Linked DNA regions of Homo sapiens: region 1 is linked to region 2. A link is an interaction called in ENCODE POLR2A ChIA-PET data of the cell type or tissue named here. Cell type or tissue: OCI-LY7. All regions are shown on one strand. Each heading gives the region's core, and the rest is flanking DNA. Links, peaks and the distances in the headings are about the cores only. Region 1 overlaps FRS3 (fibroblast growth factor receptor substrate 3). Region 2 overlaps LOC105375059 (a long non-coding RNA gene).

Region 1 (10,631 bases), core at 1-8,000, 250 kb after region 2:
CACGCCTGTAATCCCAGCTACTTGGGAGGCTGAGGCAGGAGAATCACTTGAACCCGGGAGGTGGAGGTTGCAGTGGGCTGAGATTGCACCGCTGCACTTCAGCCTGGGTGACAGAGCGAGATGCCATCTCAAAAAATAAATAAATAAATAAATTAAATAGTGCTTAGCACACAGTAAGCACAACATCAGTGTTTGCTGTTTGCTGTGGGAAGCTGAGGGCAGACCCAAGTCGACCTGTGCTCTCCCCTGCCCACCTCTCTGTAGAGGGAGCCTCCTCCTTCCTCATTCTGGGGCATGTTGAAGCACATGTTTCTCCTGCCCACCAGAAGAGGGAGCCCTCAGTAAGGGCACACAGTTGGGGAGGTGGTAGAGGAGATGTGCATTGGTTCTGCCTTGGGCTTGACTTTCCTAGGTCAGGGTGTCCCAGTCTCAAGATTTTGAATTTACAATTGAACCCCTTCCCCATTAACATCTGGCCCTTGGATACTAAGGCATGGGCTGTCTAGGGTCGTCTAACATTTGTTATCTAACAAACCGACCTTGGAAGTCAGCTACCTACCTCTTCCCTCACTGTCCATATGACAAAACTCAGCACTAGAGAAGTAGGATTTGCCCAGAGAACTGCCGTGGGTCCATGGCACTGCTTCATGTAGTTATGTGGCATTCAGTAGAGTCTGTGATAGTCGGATGTGACCTTTGGTTCCCCACCTCTTGTCCTGCATCAGATTGTCTCCCAGTGGCTCAGGGACCCATGCAAACACTTGTTGGACTCACTCATTGACCCTTCTGTCTTCTCCCCTCCAGGTGACAAATGTGGATGATGAGGGGGTGGAGCTGGGCTCTGGGGTGATGGAGCTGACGCAGAGTGAGCTGGTGCTGCACCTGCATCGGCGTGAGGCCGTCCGCTGGCCTTATCTCTGCTTGCGGCGCTATGGCTACGACTCCAACCTCTTCTCCTTTGAGAGTGGCCGCCGATGTCAGACAGGCCAGGGTGAGTACCAGGCCCTGCTCCACCCTGGGATAGGGGCTTATGCAGTACTCCAGGGTTCCTAATGTATAGGTTAGCCCTCAAGAGGTTAGTGTTATCCCCATCACCTGTGGGCAGTAGAGTGTGATGTATTCTCCCTGCAGTCAGAGGTCAGGGGTGGTAGGTTATTCCATAAGGTCAAGGCTAGAGCCAGCCACAGCTCTCTGAAGAAGTGGCATGGTCTGAGTTTATCTCTTAGGATCCAGACTTAAGCTGTGCAAAAGGAATCCTGCATGGGATTGTGTTCAGTGCAGTTTGGGATTATGGCTGTGCAGAGGTGGAATGAACAAGCTTCTCTGATGAGGCTGCCAACAAAATAGTGAGCCTCCGAGGTCATGTTTGCTGGAGGAGACTTCCCTCCATGCATCTTACCTTTGGAATTCATGAGGCAGAGGCAGGGGCGCTGGGTGAGCAGGCAGAGCAGGCAGAGGCATCCTTGCTCCTAGTGATGTTTGATCTACACTTGGGTTCCCAGAGGGGCTACCCCTGGCCCCAACACGGGGTTCTCTACAACTCCAGTCTTTCCCAGTCTTTTCTACTTCTCGTCATATTTTGCCAGAGTAGTTATTTTTCTTCCCTGTTTCCTCCCCATCCTATTTGTGCAAACCATAGTTGTCCCATTCCCCAGGCTAATTGTGTCTTAGTTGTGGGTATATGCACAGGCACACCCCACGTAGCCTCCCCTAGGTCCCAGGTCCCCCTGTTACAGAGGAGTCCATGCTGGCCCAGTACCCCAAGGGCATCTTTGAGTCCCCTGATTGACAGACACTCAGCCCAGTCCTGCTGTTCCTGGGACCTTGAGTTGCAGTGTTGCAATTTGAAGGGCTGTGAGGCTGGCTGCATTGAGGAGCCTTGTGATTGCCTTGCCATGTTTGCCTTTAGCTAGTCTGCCCATGATTTCTTCCTTCCCGTGCCAGAGTTTAATCTATGAGGTTAGGGACCTATATACAGTAGGCATTTGCTTTCTGGCCACACACTGGGCTAATAAGTGAAGAAGCAGGGAACAGAGTAGACCCTCTTGTCATCAGCGATCTGAGGGCTGGTGCTCTGGATGGAGTTTTTTTTCCTAGGAAGCAGGGGGTGTTAGGCAGAGGAAGATGGGGGAAGCATGTGAGGTAGAGTGTTCGCTCACCTGGCTGGGCTCAGTGGCTCACACCTGTAATCCCAGAACTTTGGGAGGCTGAGGTGGGCGGATCACGAGGTCAGGAGATCGAGACCATCCTGGCTAACACGGTGAAACCCTGTCTCTACTAAAAATACAAAAAACTAGCTGGGCATGGTAGCGGGCACCTGTAGTCCCAGCTACTTGGGAGGCTGAGGCAGGAGAATGGCGTGAACCCGGGAGGCGGAGCTTGCAGTGAGCTGAGATCGCACCACTGCACTCCAGCCTGGGCAACAGGGTGAGACTCCGTCTCCGAAAAAATAAAAGAAGAATGTTCACTCATCTAATACTATCCTTTCCACCTTGGCTTTTGGTTTTGTTTTTTTTCTTTTCTTTTTTCTTTTTTTTTGAGACAGAGTCTCGCTCTGTCACCCAGGCTGAAGTGCAGTGGCACAATCTCGGCTCACTGCACCCTCCACCTCCGAGGTTCAAGCAATTCTCCTGCCTCAGCCTCCTGAGTAGTTGGGATTACAGGTGCTCACCACCACGCCTGGCTAATTTTTTGTATTTTTAGTAGAGACAGGGTTTCACCATGTTGGCCAGGCTGGTCTTGAACTCCTGACTTCAGGTGATCCACCCTCCTCGGCCTCCCAAAGTGCTGGGATTACAGGCGTGAGCCATCATGCCCGGCCTCCACTTTGGTTTTGATTCTCTTCTTGTGACCCCTGAACACACACATCCTTATGAAAATGATTTCGCTTCAGAGCAATATAGCTGGAGTGTTCAATGTGGTGTGGGCGTGCTGGGGCAGGGTACCTTGGACCCAGCCTTTCTAGTAGCTCTTGGATTCTAGAGCAGACCTAGAAAGAATGCTCAGGGCCAGGCGTGGTGGCTCACGCCTGTAATCCCAGCACTTTGGGAGGCCGCAGCAGGCCGATTACCTGAGGTCAGGAGTTTGAGACCAGCCTGACCAACATGGTGAAACCCCGTCTCAACTAAAAATACAAAAAATTAGCCAGGTGTAATGGCGGGCGCCTGTAATCCCAGCTACTTGGGAGGCTGAGGCAGGAGAATTGCTTGAACCTGGGAGGCAGAGGTTGCAGTGAGCTGAGATCGCACCATTGCACTCCAGCCTGGGCAACAAGAGCAAAACTCCATCTCAAAAAAGAAAAGAAAAAGAATGCTCAAGATGAGGAGAGGCTCTCCTGCCCCTACAGGCCTGGGACTGGAGTTGAGGGACATTTCCTGCACATTGTGCATCTGTTGAGCTCCTCTGGTCCTTCCCTATTGCCTAGGGTCATTTCTTCCTCTCCTTCTCCAGGAATATTTGCATTTAAGTGTTCCCGGGCTGAGGAAATCTTCAACCTCCTTCAGGATCTGATGCAGTGCAACAGCATCAATGTGATGGAAGAGCCTGTCATCATCACCCGCAATAGCCACCCCGCTGAGCTTGACCTCCCTCGAGCCCCCCAGCCACCCAATGGTGAGGAGACCCCAGTGTACACACACACACACACACACACACACACACACACGCCCAGGAAGCACAAATCTGAGGGACTAGTTAAGCTGGCTGGTTGGGAGAAGGCTGGGTGAGCCAACCTTCCAGGACAGTTGTCCATGATCAGAACCATTCTTGAGGATCGGTAAGTCCTGGGCTGGGCTAGGTGACTCAAACTGAGGTTGTTGAGTTCTGGGCCTTGTATTGACTGATGGTTGGGGAGCAGACAGGAAGACTTTGGGTTTCCGTAGAATTGGCAGTCTGGAGTTTTTTTGCTTTCTTCCTCTGTCTATTGGGTCATCCCCATATACCTTCCTTGCTGCTGGTGCAGGCATCTCTGGCCATGACCGTATTCTGGAGAGGGTCCTACAATTTCTGCTTATTCAGTCATTGAATTCAGATCAGGTACCTGTTTGGTATTCAGCGCTCCTTGGACTGGCCCATGGGGGACAGGAGAAATAGAAGCGCAGTCCCTTTTTTTGAGGAGCTTCCCTGGACCTTACTGGCAGACCTAGAATGAAGCAAAGGGACGGTCCAGTGACAGCAAGATGTGCTTTATGCGTTTCGGGTGAGGCTATAATGGAGACAGTGGTGAGGTGCTTCAAGCTGAGCTTGAGGGAAAGGGCAGGGTTTGAAGAGCAGAGGAAAGATGAAGGATAATGGGGGGCTGGTGGCTCAGTGGGGTTTAACCACTGTGACGCCCTGAGAACATCTGTCCTCCATTAGAGGAGTCCCAGGATGCCACACACACAGCTGCAAGTGGTTGTCAGGTGGCTTAAGTTCCCCTCTCCTGGGCTTGTCTCCCGTGTGCTCAGCTCTAGGCTACACTGTCTCCAGCTTTTCCAATGGCTGCCCTGGAGAGGGCCCACGATTCTCAGCTCCCCGGCGGCTCTCGACAAGCAGCCTGCGGCACCCCTCGCTTGGGGAAGAGTCCACCCATGCCCTCATTGCTCCTGATGAGCAGGTGAGCACGCAGCCGGCCAGCCCCTGCCCTGTTGGTCTGGGTGGGGACGAGGGATAGGAAATAAGGCCACCTCCTCCCAGTAAGGATCACGGGAAGGGGAAGAACATTGTAACGGTCCCTTCCTGTCCCCAAAAGGGAGCAGCTTCCTCAGAAGGGTTGGAGGACAAGGAAGAAGAAACTCCAGGTCTTTTTCTGTGTGCTTCTTTTCTCTCATCCTGTCCCTTCTGTTCTCTTTTCTCCCTGCCCTGGGACACTCCTGCCTCACTTGGACTCTTTCCCCAGTCCCACACCTATGTCAACACACCGGCCAGTGAAGATGACCACCGCAGGGGCCGCCACTGCCTGCAGCCCCTGCCTGAGGGTCAGGCACCCTTCCTCCCGCAGGCCCGGGGACCTGACCAACGGGACCCACAGGTGTTCTTGCAGCCAGGCCAGGTGAAGTTTGTGTTGGGCCCGACCCCTGCTCGGCGGCACATGGTGAAGTGCCAGGGCCTCTGTCCCAGCCTGCATGACCCCCCACACCACAATAATAACAATGAGGCCCCTTCTGAGTGTCCAGCCCAGCCCAAGTGCACCTACGAGAACGTCACCGGGGGGCTGTGGCGAGGGGCTGGCTGGAGACTGAGCCCAGAGGAGCCGGGCTGGAATGGCCTTGCCCACCGCCGGGCCGCCCTGCTGCACTATGAGAACCTGCCCCCACTGCCCCCTGTGTGGGAAAGCCAAGCCCAGCAGCTGGGAGGGGAGGCTGGGGATGATGGGGACTCGAGGGATGGGCTCACACCCTCTTCCAATGGCTTCCCTGATGGTGAGGAGGACGAGACCCCACTGCAGAAGCCCACCAGCACCCGGGCCGCCATCCGCAGCCACGGCAGCTTTCCTGTGCCACTGACCCGCCGCCGCGGCTCCCCAAGGGTCTTCAACTTTGATTTCCGCCGGCCGGGGCCCGAGCCCCCAAGGCAGCTTAACTACATCCAGGTGGAGCTAAAGGGCTGGGGTGGAGACCGCCCTAAGGGGCCCCAGAACCCCTCGAGCCCCCAAGCCCCCATGCCCACCACCCACCCTGCCCGAAGCTCAGACTCCTACGCCGTGATTGACCTCAAAAAGACCGTGGCCATGTCCAACCTGCAGAGAGCTCTGCCCCGAGACGATGGCACCGCCAGGAAAACCCGGCACAACAGCACCGACCTGCCTCTGTAGGGACTTCCCGGTCCTCACCACCCTCTGCCCCACCATGATCCAGCCTCTGCCTCACACTCCTGTCCTCTGAACCCACCCTCCCCAGGGTTCAGGGTTGCTTTGCAGAAGGCATGGAGGTGGGACCAGATGCTTCCCTGTGCTGGCTGGAGTCCCCAGAGATATCAGCCACCGAGTCTCCTGGTCTGTCTCCAGGCTGGGGAGAGAAGGGTGACCAGGCGAGGAGGGAGCCGAGACGTCAACTGTGAAGGGTTCCTGTGATTGCGTTTAGCGCCCTCCCGTTCTGTCCATTTGTCTTGTCTGCCGACTGTCCGTGTGTGTTTTTTTTGGTTGGAATTTTGAAACATTTTGTACCTGTTGATTTTATTTATCAGTTTATTTTTCTATTTATTGTTTTAAATGTAATTTAACATATTTATTATTAATATAATTATTTTTAAATTCTGGCCCAGTGGATATCATCTTCTTAGGGAATCTTTTCTGGTGTGGTCCTGGGTTGGACACAGGGCAGGCCTAATCGAGGTAAGGGCTTCACTCTGGGGAATTTGGGTCAGTTATGGTTTTTGTGACAAGTCCATGATTTTTTTTTTTTTTGAGACAGAGTTTCGCTCTTGTGGCCCAGGCTGGAGTGCAGTGGCGTGATTTCAGCTCACTGCAATCTCCACCTCCCGGGCTCAAGCAGTTCTCCCGCCTCAGCCTCCCAAGTAGCTAGAGTTACAGGTGCCTGCCACCGTGCCCAGCTAATTTTTGTATTTTTAGTAGAGATGGGGCTTCTCCATGTTGGCCAGCCTGGTCTCAAACTCCTGACCTCAGGTGATCCACCCACCTCAGCCTCCCAAAGTGCTGGGATTACAGGCGTGAGCCACCGCGCCCGGCCAGTCATTTATTTTTCTCCTCCAAGAAGCCCTGGTCATGAACCTACAGTTGCCAGGGATGGATGCTCTGTTGAAGGAAAGGGGTGGGATGGCTGGAGTCCTAGAAGCCAAAAGGGGAGCCTGTGAGGACTGCCCTAATGAGGTAGAGCCCAGCCCTCTGAGGCTGGTAACAGGTGAGGAGTGCAGCGGAGCGGGCACAGCTACAGAAGAGACACCTTCGCCTTCTTGGGGAGCCCTCACTGACGCCCCTGCCAATAGGCAGGCCCCAAAGGGCACTGCTGTCCTTTACCACCTTGGCCCAGAGATGGATCCTGGATCCTCCTTAGCTGCCCCCAGCATGGCTGAGTCAAGACCAAACCTTTAAACAGGACTTTACTAAAATCCTAGGATTATAGCAAAATGAAAAAATACAGTGTAATGTGTAACTAGATAATCTGGCTTGCTAAGTGTCTTTCCTAGAGAACGTCCCTTCAGGAATGGACTGTTAGGATGCCTCTACCCTGCCACAAGGCTGGGCGCTAACAGAGCCGCCACATTGGAGCACCTGCCTGGAAGCACAGGGTCCAGCGGGGCTGTGCTGCACACACAACCTAGTGCTGATCTGTTCCAGGAGCTCCTTTCTCTGTCATGAGGCTGCCTCTCTCCTCCTCCTCCTCCTCTTGCTGGCTTCCTTTCCTCCAAGACTCCATTTCTGTCTGAAACCCCAGTGCGGTTCATCTAAAGGAAATGCTGCTTTTGTGATAAGCCACTCAGGGCCCAGGTGAAGAATGAGAGTTGTGTTTGTCCAACTTGGGGAAAAGCCTTGTCACTGTTTGTGCTCCAGCTCCCTGTCCTGTGGAGCAAGCAGACCTGTCCTCTTCGTCACCAAGGAAACAAGCCCAGGCGAGACACCCCACCCAGTTCCCTCCCCCTCCTACTGTCCAGGACACTGCTGCCTGGGCCTCATTTCCTGGATCCTACCTCCTCTGAGTGGGGGTTGGACTGGAAGCTTTCAGACCCCCCGACCTCAGGTGTCACTTTCTGTCAGTGAAATGGGCAGTGACGACTGGCCACAACAGGATGTGAAAAGGCCCTTCGAGTGGGGCCCAGCAGAGCTCAAGAGGGCAGCTGCCACAACCCCAGAGCTGGCACCAAACCCTTCTCCCCCTTATATCCTTTTGATCTCTGGACCAGAGGGGTCACCTGCTGCAGGCTGGATTCATTGCAGTTTTCCACACTGTAGTAGGGAAATGCTGTCTTCTCTCTGCAGCCTTACCAAGCAGCTCAATTCTGTTTGGATGTCCACATACACTACCCCTGCTACTACTCATGACCTCCACAGTTGGGGTGGTGGGTGTCTCCAAACAGGAGGGTGGATATGTGGGGGCAGGTATGGCTATGCCGGGACCAGGCTTAGGGGTCCTGGCCGTGTTTGTGACTCATGGGTCAGTGCAGGCTCCGCCTTATCGATGGACAGATACTATGATGGGGTAGCCAGAGGCTGGCTTAAGAGACCTGTCCTGACTGGGTCATTATCTCTGCTACCTTAAGCATTTGGTTACCCAATTGGGCTCGGCTTTTGTACCTGGAAGACATGGAGCTGGTATGAGAAGTAGCCAATGAAACGATGAACATGGCCCCACTTTGGAAGTAGACAAGGCTCCTGCAAGCTGTGTTAACAACTCAGCTGTTCCCTTAGAAGTCACAACTCTTAAGTCCCCCTAGGCTGTCGCTTTGCTGAACAAATCAAGAAGGGGCAGTTATTCTCATTCTCTGGGTCGCCAGATCCTGGCCTGACCCCTGGGGTCTCCCTAGAGCAAGTCATAATTGCTTCGATGATCATTTTGTGGGGCTTGGGGGTGTCGAAGGAGTCGACTTCCAGCTCAGTGTGGCCCCCAACCTTTCCTGTCCCCTCCCCTGGTCACTGCCTCTGGCCCATGAGGTCTACTACAGGAATTTTCCTCTCGAGGGAAGGACAGGGTGTGAGTGGACAGCTTTCCTGGCGGGAAGGGGTGGGTGGGAGCGATGCCCAGGAGGGTAACTGCCGCCCCTGTGTTTGAGCCCGCCCTGCCGTCAGGCTGTGGTGCACAGATGGAATCAGTTTCCATCACCATCATCATCCAAAGATCATCACCAGCATCAGTGCATGTTTGCCGAGTGCTGGGTTCTCTTCTTTAGAAACAGGCCCTACCCACCCCTGGGCTGCCCTCAGGAAAGGACAGGATCCAGCATCCTGTCTGGGAGTGACATTTCAGGTCAGACCAGGAGGGGCCCTTCCCAAGGTCCCCCCGGGTAATAATAGCACTTTACAAGGGTATAAACACAGTCAGCTTTCCACAGGGCCTTGTCGAATATTTATCAGGCCTCACTGGCGGGATGTTATCATCACTGTACAGAGGAGGAAACAGGCCAAGAGGTGACGTAACTTGCCTCAGGCCATGAAGTTAATTGGTGGCTTGGGCTAGGGCTGGATGCCTGTCGTGTGTCTCCTCCACCCCCTGCTCCCTGCCTGGCCTGAAGGAGCCTCATTCTCTCAGGTGGGCTGCAGGGAGACTGTGTTGGGTGCTTCTCCCTGGATTGAGTCCCAGCAGGGGATCACATTCCAGTGCTCCCACTCAGGAATCCTGAAATCCAAGCCAAGGCCTTTCCCAGTTAACTATAGGGTGAACCTGCTCTCCCCTGGGGCCTGCCCTATGCCCACCTACCAACTCTGCCCCTCTACTCTCATTTCCTCAGAAATGGCTCCTGGTTGTGTCGACGGGAGAGGCCAGAGCAGGTGTGCAAGAAGAGGCTTGACTTCACTCGCCCCTGCCTGCCTCTCCAGAGAGCAAATCAGCCTCATGGGAGGCCCTCAGAGCTTAGGCTTCCTGAGCTCTGGGGCGCTCTCTGACCAATATCTTCAAGGGGTGTCCTACTCACAGGTGGGGGGTCTTGTAATGAGGCACCCGTGGGCTTTCAGAAAGGTATAGGGAGGGCGGAGGCAAGGGTGGGGAGGGCCTGTGTGAGCCCTTCAGGGCTCTGTATAGTTCACAGGGTCCAAGATAGAATCTCAGAGCTTGTAGGGCAGCTAAGCTAGGACCCATCCAGGGATTTCTGCAACAGGAGTCCTGAAGATACTTACATTTCCAGGACAGGGAGCTCACTACCTAACAAGCCCTCCCTTGACTCAAGTATTATGAAGTCCCTATAATTCTTCCCACTGGGTCCTAATTCTGCTCCTGGATCACAGCATGGCTAAGTCTAGTCTCTCTGCCAGGGTGCTGAACTTTGAAAGTTGGCATCACCACTTACTAACAACTTGACTCATGCCCCAGTTTCCTCATCTGTCACACAGGGATAATAACAGTTGTTGTGAGGGTCAAACAAGAGAATGTCTACCCAGCATGAAGCATGGCGACTGGCCCATAGTAGGTGCTCAGTAAGTGGCAGATGTTATTTTTACCTGAACGTGGTCTCTTTCTTTCTTTCCTTCTTTCTTTCTCTTTCTTTCTTTCTTTTTTCTTTCCTTTTTTCTTTCTTTCTTTCTTCTTTCCTTTCTTTCTTTCCTTCCTTCCTTCCTTCTTTCTCTCTCTCTTTCTTTCTTTCTTTCTTTCTTTCTTTTCTTCTCTCTCTCTCTCTTTCTTTCTTTCTTTTTTTGAGATGGAGTCTCACTCTGTAGCCCAGGCTGGAGGGCAGTGGCATGATCTCAGCTCACTGCAACCTCCGCCTCCCAAGTTCAAGCGATTTTCCTGCCTCAGCCTCCTGGGTAGCTGGGATTACAGGTGCCCACCACCACACCTGGCTAATTTTTCTATTTTTAGTAGAGATGAGGTTTCACCATGTTGGCCAGGCTGGTCTCAAACTCCTGACCTCAAGTGATCTGCTGTCCTTGGCCTCCCAAAGTGCTGGGATTACAGGCATGAGCCACCACACCCAGCCTTGAACATGGTTCTTTCCAGCATGGCTAGGTGTCTACTGCTTTGTGTTCTAGTTTGACCCAGAACTGAGTA
Region 2 (10,861 bases), core at 1,410-9,409:
AGAGGCTAAGAGATCTGTCCAGGGTTACACAGCTGGTGAGCAGTGAGGAGGAGATTTGGGCTCTGGTGTTAAGCCCACACACTTTCTGCCCTCCTTACCACCTTCCCCATGGGTTGGGTTGGCCTGAGTACAGTGGTTTCCTGAGCAGGGAAGGAGATACGCAATTGAGAAATGGTCAGTTCGAGGGAGGAATAAATTGGGTATGGTGAGAGAGACATTCACCTCCAACCTCATTTGGCATTAGGTGGGGGTGGAGTCGGGTGTCTTTTTTTTTTTTTTTTTTGAGATGGAGCCTCGCTCTCTCACTCAGGCTGGAGTGCAGTGGCGCGATCTCGGCTCGCTGCAAGCTCTGCCTCCCGCGTTCACGCCATTCTCCTGCCTCAGCCTACCGAGTAGCTGGGACTATAGGCGCCTGCCACCAAGCCTGCCTAATTTTTTTGTATTTTTAGTAGAGATGGGGTTTCACCGTGTTAGCCAGGATGGTCTCGATCCCCTGACCTCGTGATCTGCCCGTCTCGGCCTCCCAAAGTGCTGGGATTACAGGCATGAGCCACCGCGCCCGGCCTAGTGGTGTCTTAACCACCTGGAAGGCACTCAGACACTTGGGAAGCTGACCTGATGGAGGTGAAGGGCTGGAGACATGGATGAGGACAAGGCCCCTTTTTCACGCCTTTACCCATCAGCATCTTGGCACCAAAGAATGGGCTGGGATAGGAACTAGGGGAGGTTAGGCTGCTGTAACACAGACTCCAACAAGAGTGGCTTAGCAAAATGGAAATTTCTCCCATACAGATCCGGGTGGGTGATCTGACCCCTTGGTGGTGTTGAGGGCCCAAGCCCCTCCTGTGCCCTTGCGTGTGGGAGATGGCATCCCACCATGGCTGCTGGGTCCGTCAGCCAGCCAGTGGGGAGGGAGGAAAGTGACGAGAAAGAAAAGGCACTGCCCTTCCTTTTCAGAGCATGACCTCAAAGTTGCCAGATGACATCCCTTTGGTCACCAGCTGATCACATGCCACACTTAGCTGACAGGGAGTTTGGGGAACATACATAGTGGAGCTTCTAGTACCAAAGGTACAAGAAGGGAAAGTGGATTTTAGGGGACAGTTGGCAATCTTTGCCATGAGATCTAGATGAGAAGGGTATGGGGAGCCTGTGTCATGTGGGTGAGGATGGCTTTCCTATGGGGACCTGCTGGGAGAAAAATGTTCCCAGCTGGACTTCTTTTTGTGAGGGGCCTAGAGCAGAGGGACCAGAACCCCCTTGGCTAATGCCCTCACGCTGGACTCCCTCCCCTCTGGTCAAAGGTGGAGGGTCTGATTCTCCTTCGCCTTGACCAGAGGCCCCTTGGAGGTCATCATGGAGCCCTTCTTCCAGGAGCACCCTGTAGGATCAGGGTGAGGTTCATTGAGGAGCACCATATTTTCCCCTTGGCAGGGGGGCGGCGGGGGGAGAGGGTCTGTGCTGTTCTCTGATGAGGTAGAGGAGGGTCATGTCTCCATCCCTTAGAGAGGTCGTTGAGAAGGTCAAATGTAATGTGAGCAGGGTCGAGGCAGGGAGGTCAAGGTTTGTCAAAAATAGGGGAAAAAGAGGTTTATTTTCAAACGAGACCTAACAATTGACAGATAGCTTATCCCTTTGATCACCAGTTGGTCACAGGTCACATTTAGCTGACAGGGAGTTTGGGGAACATACGTAGTAGAGCTCTTCTCTGGAGGTGGGAATCTCCATGTGGCTAGAGGCTGACAGGCAGCCTTGTGGGTCCAGTGCTGACTCATTCATTCACTCACTCATTAATTCACTCATCCGCTCAGTGTCTGTTTATTAAGTGCTTACCATGGATACACCGGGTACCATGTTCCGTGTGTGTGAAAAAGGAAAGAACAAGATGGGCACAGTCCCTTACCTCTGTAGCTTATAAGCCTTGTTTTCCCTGGTTCCCTTTCTGCCTCCCTGGGGAGGAGAGACCAGGCCATCACAGCTCTGAGAGAGCCACCCTTGTGACTCAGAGCCCAAAAGGCCCTAAGGGAGCCCATGAATGCATCTGATAGGCCCTCACCTCTGAGCCCGCCATCGTGGGGCGGCCGGGGTGCAGGATGGGCCAGAGTGCCGGAGGGGAGGGCAGTGGAGCATTGGAGGTGCGGTTTCACTTCCCTCTCACACCAGGCGTGGAATCTGATTTTTCTCAGTTTGGTGAGGTGTGTGACTTCTTCTGTGAGCTGAGGGGAGATGTCTTCACTCACCCCTCCTCCAACTCTAGCTGTCCCTCCAGTGTTCCAGGTTGGATGGGATCTCTCCTTCCCATTCTTCCCATTACCCGTGGCCCTAGTTCACCAACTGCACCTCTTTGCTCCAGGAAAGAAGGTGGCGTGGCAATTGGAAATCTCTGTGGAGACACTTCCTCTGTGAGGCCTTGGTCTCTCAGACTTCTCCCTGGGGCTTGGCTTCCTGGGCCCCTCTTGGCCTTGCTGGAAGAGAGGTCCCCCTGCCCTGGCCTGCTCGGAGAGCTGTCAGGCTCCCTGTTTCCTCTCACAGTTAGATCCCAGACCTTCTGTCTGCCTGCGTGCATGGGTCACTCTCACTTTATTCCCCAAGGCATGGCCTCATGCAGGCCCTGCTTTCCTCCCTGGATTTCTTTTTTATTTTATTTTATTTGACTTTATTTTTTGAGATGGAGTCTCACTTTGTCACCCAAGCTGGAGTGCAGTGGCATGATCTCGTCTCACTGCAACCTCCACCTCCTGGGTTCGAGCGATTCTCCTGCCTCAGCCTCCCACGTAGCTAGGATTACAGGTGTGCACCACCACACTGGGCTAATTTTGTATTTTTAGGAGAGACGGGGTTTCTCTCTATTAGTCAGGCTGGTCTCGAACTCCTGACCTCAGGTGATCTGCCCTCCTCAGCCTCCCAAAGTGCTGGGATTACAGGCATGAGCCACTGCGCCCGGCCCCTTAATTTTGTATTTTTAGTAGAGACAGGGTTTCACCATGTTGGCCAGGCTGGTGTCAAACTCCTACCCTCAGGTGATTCACCTGTCTCAGCCTCCCAAAATGGTGGAATTACAAGCGTGAGCCACCATGCCTGCCCTGCTTGCCTGGACTTCTGAGTGGCCCCAGCCTCGCAATGTCACTTCATGCTTTCCTGCTACTGAACAGTGCCAGTGGCATGGCTAAGGAGAGGGACCCTCCTCATCACTGAGGGTGGACTGAGATCCTCACAAGATGCAGGTTCTCCTTCCATGTCACTGGAGGCGCATAAACCCCTCTGCCTCTTCCACACACCAGCTGTGTTATCAGGGTGAATTATTATTATTTTTTTTTTTTGAGACTGAGTCTTGCTCTGTCACCCAGGCTGCAATGCAGTGGCGTGATCTCCGCTCACTACAAGCTCCGCCTCCTGGGTTCATGCCATTCTCCTGCCTTAGCCTCCCAAGTAGCTGAGACTACAGGTGCCCGCCAACATGCCTGGCTAATTTTTTGTATATTTAGTAGGGACGGGATTTCACCATGTTAGCCAGGATGGTCTCCATCTCCTGACCTCGTGATCCACCTGCCTCGGCCTCCCAAAGTGCTGGGATTACAGGTGTGAGCCACCGCACCCAGCCATGGGGTGCATTCTTAACCTCTCTGTGCCTCAGTGCCCTTATCTGTAAGTTGGAGATAATAATAGTATCCACCTTACAGGGCTATTAGGAGGATTACATGAGTTGTTAGGAGGCTTTATGCACGTACAGCACTCAGAACAGTGCCTGGCCCTAATAAGTGTATGTATTAGGCTGTTATTGTGACACAGGTGTTTGCCTGATGTAAACACTGGCAAAACTTTTAGGCCCCAATGCTAGTATATCAACCTAGGGATATCTAAGCCAAATAAAATAATAAAACCTTCAGAGTCAGTCTTAACGTACAGATTCCCCCATTGTACAGTTAAGATGGTCAGTGACAGGGTCAGGACCCTGCTTGCATCCTGTATTTTTTGCTTTTAGTGTTGGATTTTGTACTTAGTGTTTAATAGATGATAGATGGCGGATGGATGAGTAGATACAGACTGGCATTCACAGGTACCCAAAGGATACGGCTACCCTAGTTATTATAATATTTAAATACTACCAGTTCTCGCTATTCTCACCAGTTATATTCTGTACAGTCACCACGAACACCAAACTGGTGAACACTGGCCCATTGCTCCTAGGGGAAATACAGGGTTAGGTTTCTGTGAGCCACTGGTCACAAGACTTTCATCAACTAATCAATACATAACTTTGTTTTCTGTGTGTTTCTGTTTGAAGACACCTTATTGAATATATAGTTAACTCATTAACATTGAACTCATGCCCCACAGCACGATACTTCATGCCCAAACAAACCTGATCTAATGTATTTTCTCTGTAAGGCGCATACAGTCATCTTGTACTTAGAAACATTCGCCAGCACGTCAGCCCTAGGCTCGGGGGCCATTTCAAACAGCGAAATCAACAAAAAACCCAGCAATGCAGAAAAGGTGGCACTAAGTAGACTGTGACAAGGACACTTGTTTACATTACGAGAGCTGAAACAGGCAGAGCACTGCCCTGTCCCACCTCAGCCAGGAACATGCATGTTGGGTGACTCAAATTTTTCATGGCTTTGCGCATGTCTGTGAAAGATGACAAAGCACCTCAAGTATTGATTTCGGGGTCACAAATTTTAGCAAGGAGGCAAATTCACAAATACAGACTCCATGAATAATGGGGATTGGCTGTACCCGTACATGGTCCCCCTCTTAGTCCTATCCCCACAAGATGCAGCCATCTGCATATCTACTGCCTGGCCCAGCATGGGGCCTCCAGCACCCCGAGCCAGCTCTTAGGCCAGCGCCATCCCACTTGTTGACTCTCCCATCTCTCTCCTGGTGGTATAAATGTTGCTGCCCTGGCTGCACTGGCGGAGGGGTGAGGAAGCCCTGCCCTGCCACCTTTCCCCTTACGCTACTTCCCCACTGCACATGGGGCCTCCCTTGCGAGCCAGACCCACGCATGTGTAAAGGAAGGCGGGATGACACACAAGCAGAGGCCACCTGTGACTGCTCCAGGCCAAGTGCTGCATCAACACCTGGGGAAGACCCCCTGGCGGTTGGGGGGAGCCTGTTTTGACCTGATCTTTATTTACCCCTCAAAGGAAGTAAATAAATAGCTCTTTGTTTCTCTTTGTGGATGTGCCTGTACCACACTGGATGTGCCCGCTGCACACCGTTAAAAACCATGACCCAGCCCCAGAGGAAGTGGTAATACAACGATTGTTTGTTTTATTTTCCATTTATTCTTACATCTCCTCCCCGCCTCCATCCTCCACCCTTTTTGTGTGTGCTGAGAGGTTTTCTTTACCAACCTGGGATCCAATCATTTGTTCATTCATTTCTTCATTCACTCATTCCAGTGTGTACTGAACCATCATAGTGCTAGATACTGGTAAATATGAAAGACATTATAGGAGAAAGTGAGGGTGCTTTGGCCTGTGGATTCAGGCCAACTTGGATTCGGATCCTTGGAACTGTTTCCTGGCAAGATGATCGTGGATCTCTCCCAGCAGAATCATGGGCAAACTTCAGCCTTGTGGAACTCAATCTGAAAATTGAGATCATACTGTCTCATCTCACACGACTGTTTCAAGGATTAAAGACAGAGCAGTGATTTCCCCATGGTCAGCACTTAATATGTGATGCTTGCTTCCTTTAAGCTAGCAAGGTGGTAACAAAGCTTGGAATTTCTTCTCCGTCTCTCTTCCCTGTGGCTGCCAGCCTCCTTCAGCCCTTTATGGGCACCCACCTGGATTACTGTACATTTCTAAAGCTCAGAGACTGTTAGAGGCTTCCCAAGGCCTGCAAAATCAAATTCACCTTCTGTTGGTGTTCTGTTCTCCTAGGATCTGGGCTCAACTCACCTTTCCAGGCCTTTACCCACAGTGAATCTTTATAACCCTCTCCCTGCTAGCTAGATCTAATAGATCCTGGGGTGTTCCTGCTTCCATTGCTTTGTGCACACTGTCCCCCTTCCTGGAATGCCCTTTATCCTCCTCTCTCCATCCAAACTTGACCAGTCTTCAAAGCCCAGTTTAAATCCACCCAGTTCCTCCTCCCACATACCCTGCCTCCTGGGTGGTGTTTCCTAGTGTGTATTATGTGTGGATAACAACACCTATTATTGTCCTTACTAGACTAGGAGCTCTTTGAGGACAGGCTCTGTGTCTCATTGGTTTCCACCCTTCTCTCATTCATTCAGCACATGTGAAGGATGACTGCTCTGTGCCTTTGGGCCCGTCCGTGTTTCTCCAGCAGTGCCCATCACTCTGTAGGATATTCTCTTAGGAAAAGTTGGTCCAACAAATGAGTGAGGGGAAACAGAACAGAAGGTGGCAAATACTAGTCCCCCTTATTCACAGATCCCTAGTGGATGCCTGGAACAGCGGATAGTACCAGACTCTCTGTATATTATGTTTCTTCCTATACATACATACCAATGATAAAGTTTAATGTATAAATTACGTACAGTAAGAGATTAACCACAATGACTAATAATAAAACAGAACAGTTATATATTGTAATAAAAGTTGTGTGAATGTGGTCTGTTTCTCTCTCTCTCTCAAAATATCTTTTTGTACTGCACGATGGGTAACTAAAACCAAAGATAGTGAAACTGAGGCTGGGCACGGTGGCTCACGCCTATAATCCCAGCACTTTGGGAAGCCGAGGCACGCGGATCACCTGAGGTCAAGAGTTTGAGGCCAGCCTGGCCAACATGGAGAAACCCTGTCTCTACTAAAAACACAAAAATTAGCCGGGCATGGTGGCACGTGCCTGTAATCCCAGCTACTCGGGAGGCTGAGTCGGGAGAATTACTTGAACCCAGAAGGCAGAGGTTGCGGTGAGCTGAGATCATGCCATTGCGCTCCAGCCTGGGCAATAAGAGCGAAACTCCGTCTCAATAAATAAATAAATAAAGTGAAACTGGATAAAGGGGGTGACTGCTCATGAAGTCTTGGAGTGCAGGCTCTCTGTGCTGTGGGAATTCTGAGAGAAGGGGAGTAGGGGAGGCTACGGGTGAGGGGAAGGCTTCCCGGAGAGCCGAGTGGTCTTTAGAGGTTAACTGGTAGAGTTTGGAGGGCTGGGATGCAAGGCAAGGGCAGGGTGGGAGCCATGACCATCCTGGCAAGGCCAGGGATTCTTGCTTCAGCCCCTCACCATCATCCCAAGTGTCTAGATCTGGGGAGGGCATGTGGATGAAGGCTGGAACCATACAGAGTCCTTCCGGGGACCTGATCAACACAGTGGAGCAAGGGAGGACAGAGAGAGAGCCAAGAACCTTCTGCATGTTGGGTCAGTTGCAGGCGCCAAGAAGGGCTAGGGAAACGTGCATTCATTTATTAAGACTTTGTTCTTAAGGTTTTTCTTTTTTCTTTTCTTTTTTTTTGAGACAGAGTCTCGCTCTGCCGCCCAGGCTGGAGTGCAGTGGCACGATCTCTGCTCACTGCAAGCTCCACCTCCTCCTGGGTTCGTGCCATTCTCCTGCCTCAGCCTCCTGAGTAGCTGGGACTACGGGCGCCGGCCACCATGCTCGGCTAATTTTTTTGCATTTTTAGTAGAGACGGGATTTCACCTTGTTAGCCAGGATGGTCTCGATCTCCTGACCTTGTGATCCGCCCGCCTCGGCCTCCCAAAGTGCTGGGATTACAGGCGTGAGCCACCGCTCCCGGCAAGGTTTTTAAAAAAATTATAAGATGATTATTTTTAGGAATTTGGACAATATGGAAAATAGGAAAAAGTTAGAAAAATCACCCATAGTTCTTATCACCCAAAGACAGCCCTGGTTTACATTTTGTGATTTCCTTCTAGTCTTACATCTTTATTAATTTAAAAATTGTTAATTTTTAGATTTAACTTTTAAACTAAATAGTAAAAATTGTAATTATAAATATAAAACAAACTTCCTTATTGTAAAAACACATTACAAATAGGAAGAAAATAAAAGTTTAAATTCCGCCCCAATCATTAAGTCCTATCCCTCAGGGAAAATCAGTGTTAAGGGTTACTAGATGTCCTTCTGAACCTTTTTTTCTGTGCCTACAAACTCACTGATAGTTTCATTCTTTTAAAATAGGATCATAGAATACTGTTCACATGCAATCATTTCTCCTTTTACAAAGTTAGGACCATTTTGCATGCCTGGTGTTATATTTCCTTTCCTTTTTTTTTTTTTTTTTTTTGAGACAGAGTCTCGCTCTGTCACCCAGGCTGGAGTGCAGTGGTGCGATCTCAGCTCACTGCAACCTCCATCTCCCGGGTTCAAGCAATTCTCCTGCCTCAGCCTCCCAAGTAGCTGGGACTACAGGTGCACACCACCACACCCGGCTAATTTTTTGTATTTTTAGTAGAGACAGGGTTTCACCTTGTTGGTCAGGCTGGTCTCGAACTCCTCACCTCAAGTGATCTGCCTGCCTTGGCCTCCCAAAGTGCTGGGATTACAGGTGGGAGCCACCGCTCCAGGCCTACATTTCCTTTTTGTTTTACATTTTTTATGCTATGTGAATTTACTTAAGTATCTGACATTATACAAACTGAATCCATACCATTGATGATATACTTATTTATAGATTGCAATTTTATAACAACTGATAGAAAATATGGAGTAGTTTGCCCCAAAACACAAGAATATCTAATTTGTGTATTTTAGAACATGACTGAAATGTTCCATTGATTAATCAAAATGAGTTGAAAACCTTAACATTTAATATTTAGTTACAGTATTTAAAAAGTAGTGGGAGATATCTTTTTCTTTTTCTTCTTTTTTTTTTTTTTTTTTTAACATGGAGTTTCGCTCTTGCTGCCCAGGCTGGAGTACAATGGCACGATCTCGGCTCACCACAACCTCTGCCTCCTGGGTTCAAGTGATTCTCCTGCCTCAGCCTCCTGAGTAGCTGGGATTACAGGCATGTGCCACCATACCTGGTTAATTTTGTATTTTTAGTAGAGATGGGGTTTCTCCATGTTGGTCAGGCTGGTCTCGAACTCCCGACCTCAGGTGATCTGCCTGCCTCAGCCTCCCAAAGTGCTGGGATTACAGGAGTGAGCCACCAGGCCCGACTGGAGATAGCTTTTTCAATTTTGTGTCAGGTATATAAAACTAAAGGAAAAGGCATTTTTCTGAGATCTCTCAAGTTAAATAAAAATGGCCTCTCAGGTGCTCACTTTCGCAGCACATATACTAAAATTGGAACGATACAGAGAAGATTAGCATGGCCCCTGCGCAGGGATGACATGCAAATTCGTGAAGCGTTCCGTATTTTTTCCTGGCTAACACGGTGAAATCCCGTCTCCACTAAAAATACAAAAAAATTAGCCGGGCATGGTGGCAGGCGCCTGTAGTCCCAGCTACTGGGGAGGCCGAGGCAGGAGAATGGTGTGAACCCGGGAGGCGGAGCTTGCAGTGAGCCGAGATTGTGCCACTGCACTCCAGCCTGGGTGACAGAGCAAGACTCTGTCTCAAACAAACAAACAAATAAAGGCTTCTCAGGTGGACGTTTTACTTTTATTTATTATTTATTTAGAGACGGAGTCTCATTCTATCACCCAGGCTGGAGTGCAGTGGTGCGATCTCGGCTCACTGCAACCTCCACCTCCCAGGTTCAAGGGATTCTCCTGCCTCAGCCTCCTGAGTAGCTGGGACTACAGGCATGTGCCACCATGCCCGGCTAATTTTTGTATTTTTAGTAGAGATGGGGTTTCACCAGGGTGGCCAGGATGGTGTTGATCTCCTGACCTCGTGATCCGCCTGCCTCGGCCTCCCAAAGTGCCGGGATTACAGGCGTGAGCCACCACACCCGGCCACATTTTGTTGCTAAAATATAAAATGTTAATTATTATTTTGGAAAAAGTTAAAATTTCCAGCCTTTGCCTTCTACCTACACAACCTTTTAATAAACTGTTTTTTGTATGTCAATATATAGATTTCTTAAATGCCTATGTCACATTCCACCCATATTTTACTCAGGTCATCACACTATTTCCATAGACACTTCTGTTTTGGGCTAGGTCCATGAGACACAATGCCTGCCTTCTGAAGCTCACAGGCTGATTGGGACCCCACAACCTGACCAGTTTCCACTTAGTGCAATACATGGCAGTAGTGGATCTTGTGCTGGATGCAATGGAAGCTTGCAGGGTGTGGGGTGGCTGGGGATGCAGTCAAGGAAGCCTTTGTGGAGACAAGACATTTTTGCAGTGGATCTTGAAGGACAAGCAAGAAGTCCCAGATGCAGAGGCCAGAGGACTGAGTGGAGAACTGCCAGCAGCAATGTGACTCATTATCAGCCAGCTCCCCTGGTTCTGTGGTTTGTTTCTGCTTTTCCTTTAGAGATGACAGATTCTGTGAACAAGAGCTCCAGCTGTTTATCAGGGGCCCTCCCAGGCCCCAAGTGCCAGGGGCTCCCACTCCCTGCTGGAGAGGCTGTGGGCCCCTGATTAGGGAGACAGCTGAGGCAGGGGACCATGGGCACTGCAGGCGGGAGTACTGGCAGGGCACAGTGAGGGACAGAGGTGGAGACCTGCAGGATGCTGTGTGGGGGAGGGCCAGGGCAAGGGACAGAAACAGACCTTGTCCCTCTGTACTTCCAGGACGTGCCCCTGCCCTCCTCTGCCGGGTGAGATGCTGCTGTATCAAGGCCCCTTCAGACGTCACTCCTCTGTGACTCCACTCATTTATCTAACGTTTCCCCATGGCATCATTCAGAATTAATTTTTCTCCTTTGCCCACTTAGCAGGTCATTATGTTGTAGTTGAGAGTGTGAACTTTGGAATCAAGAATAGTAATAGACTGGTTGTGGTGGCTCACACC

The links. ChIA-PET counts read pairs that join two places held together with the same protein. Peaks named below come from ENCODE experiments on the same cell type or tissue, not always from the same donor. Only the 100,000 strongest peaks of a DNase experiment are listed, where the experiment ranks them.
Region 1: POLR2A ChIA-PET joins it to region 2 with 12 read pairs; 8 of 35 experiments call an interaction of 5 or more read pairs at or near these places.

What each region holds. Positions count from the first base shown.
Region 1 is chr6:41,765,779-41,776,409 of GRCh38, reverse strand. It overlaps FRS3 (fibroblast growth factor receptor substrate 3), which reads left to right. Exons shown (of 7, transcript NM_006653.5): 4 at 805-991; 5 at 3,451-3,612; 6 at 4,446-4,594; 7 at 4,877-6,234. The coding sequence ends at 5,791. Among named protein-coding and RNA genes, the nearest start is that of FRS3, 8.8 kb to the left of the region's middle. RefSeq lists an enhancer at 8,135-8,987. In OCI-LY7, for the core only: a CTCF peak has its summit at 327 (motif pointing right); a DNase peak (open chromatin) is centred at 309.
Region 2 is chr6:42,016,862-42,027,722 of GRCh38, reverse strand. LOC105375059 (a long non-coding RNA gene) reads right to left here. Exons shown (of 5, transcript XR_001744119.2): 5 at 5,483-5,599. It also overlaps a transcript of CCND3 not described here and the pseudogene RNU6-761P. Among named protein-coding and RNA genes, the nearest start is that of TAF8, 28 kb to the left of the region's middle. RefSeq lists enhancers at 10,610-10,659, 10,571-10,861. In OCI-LY7, for the core only: a CTCF peak has its summit at 5,078; DNase peaks (open chromatin) are centred at 2,092, 2,442, 4,462, 5,092 and 2 weaker places; H3K4me3 peaks cover 3,763 bases; H3K27ac peaks cover 7,932 bases.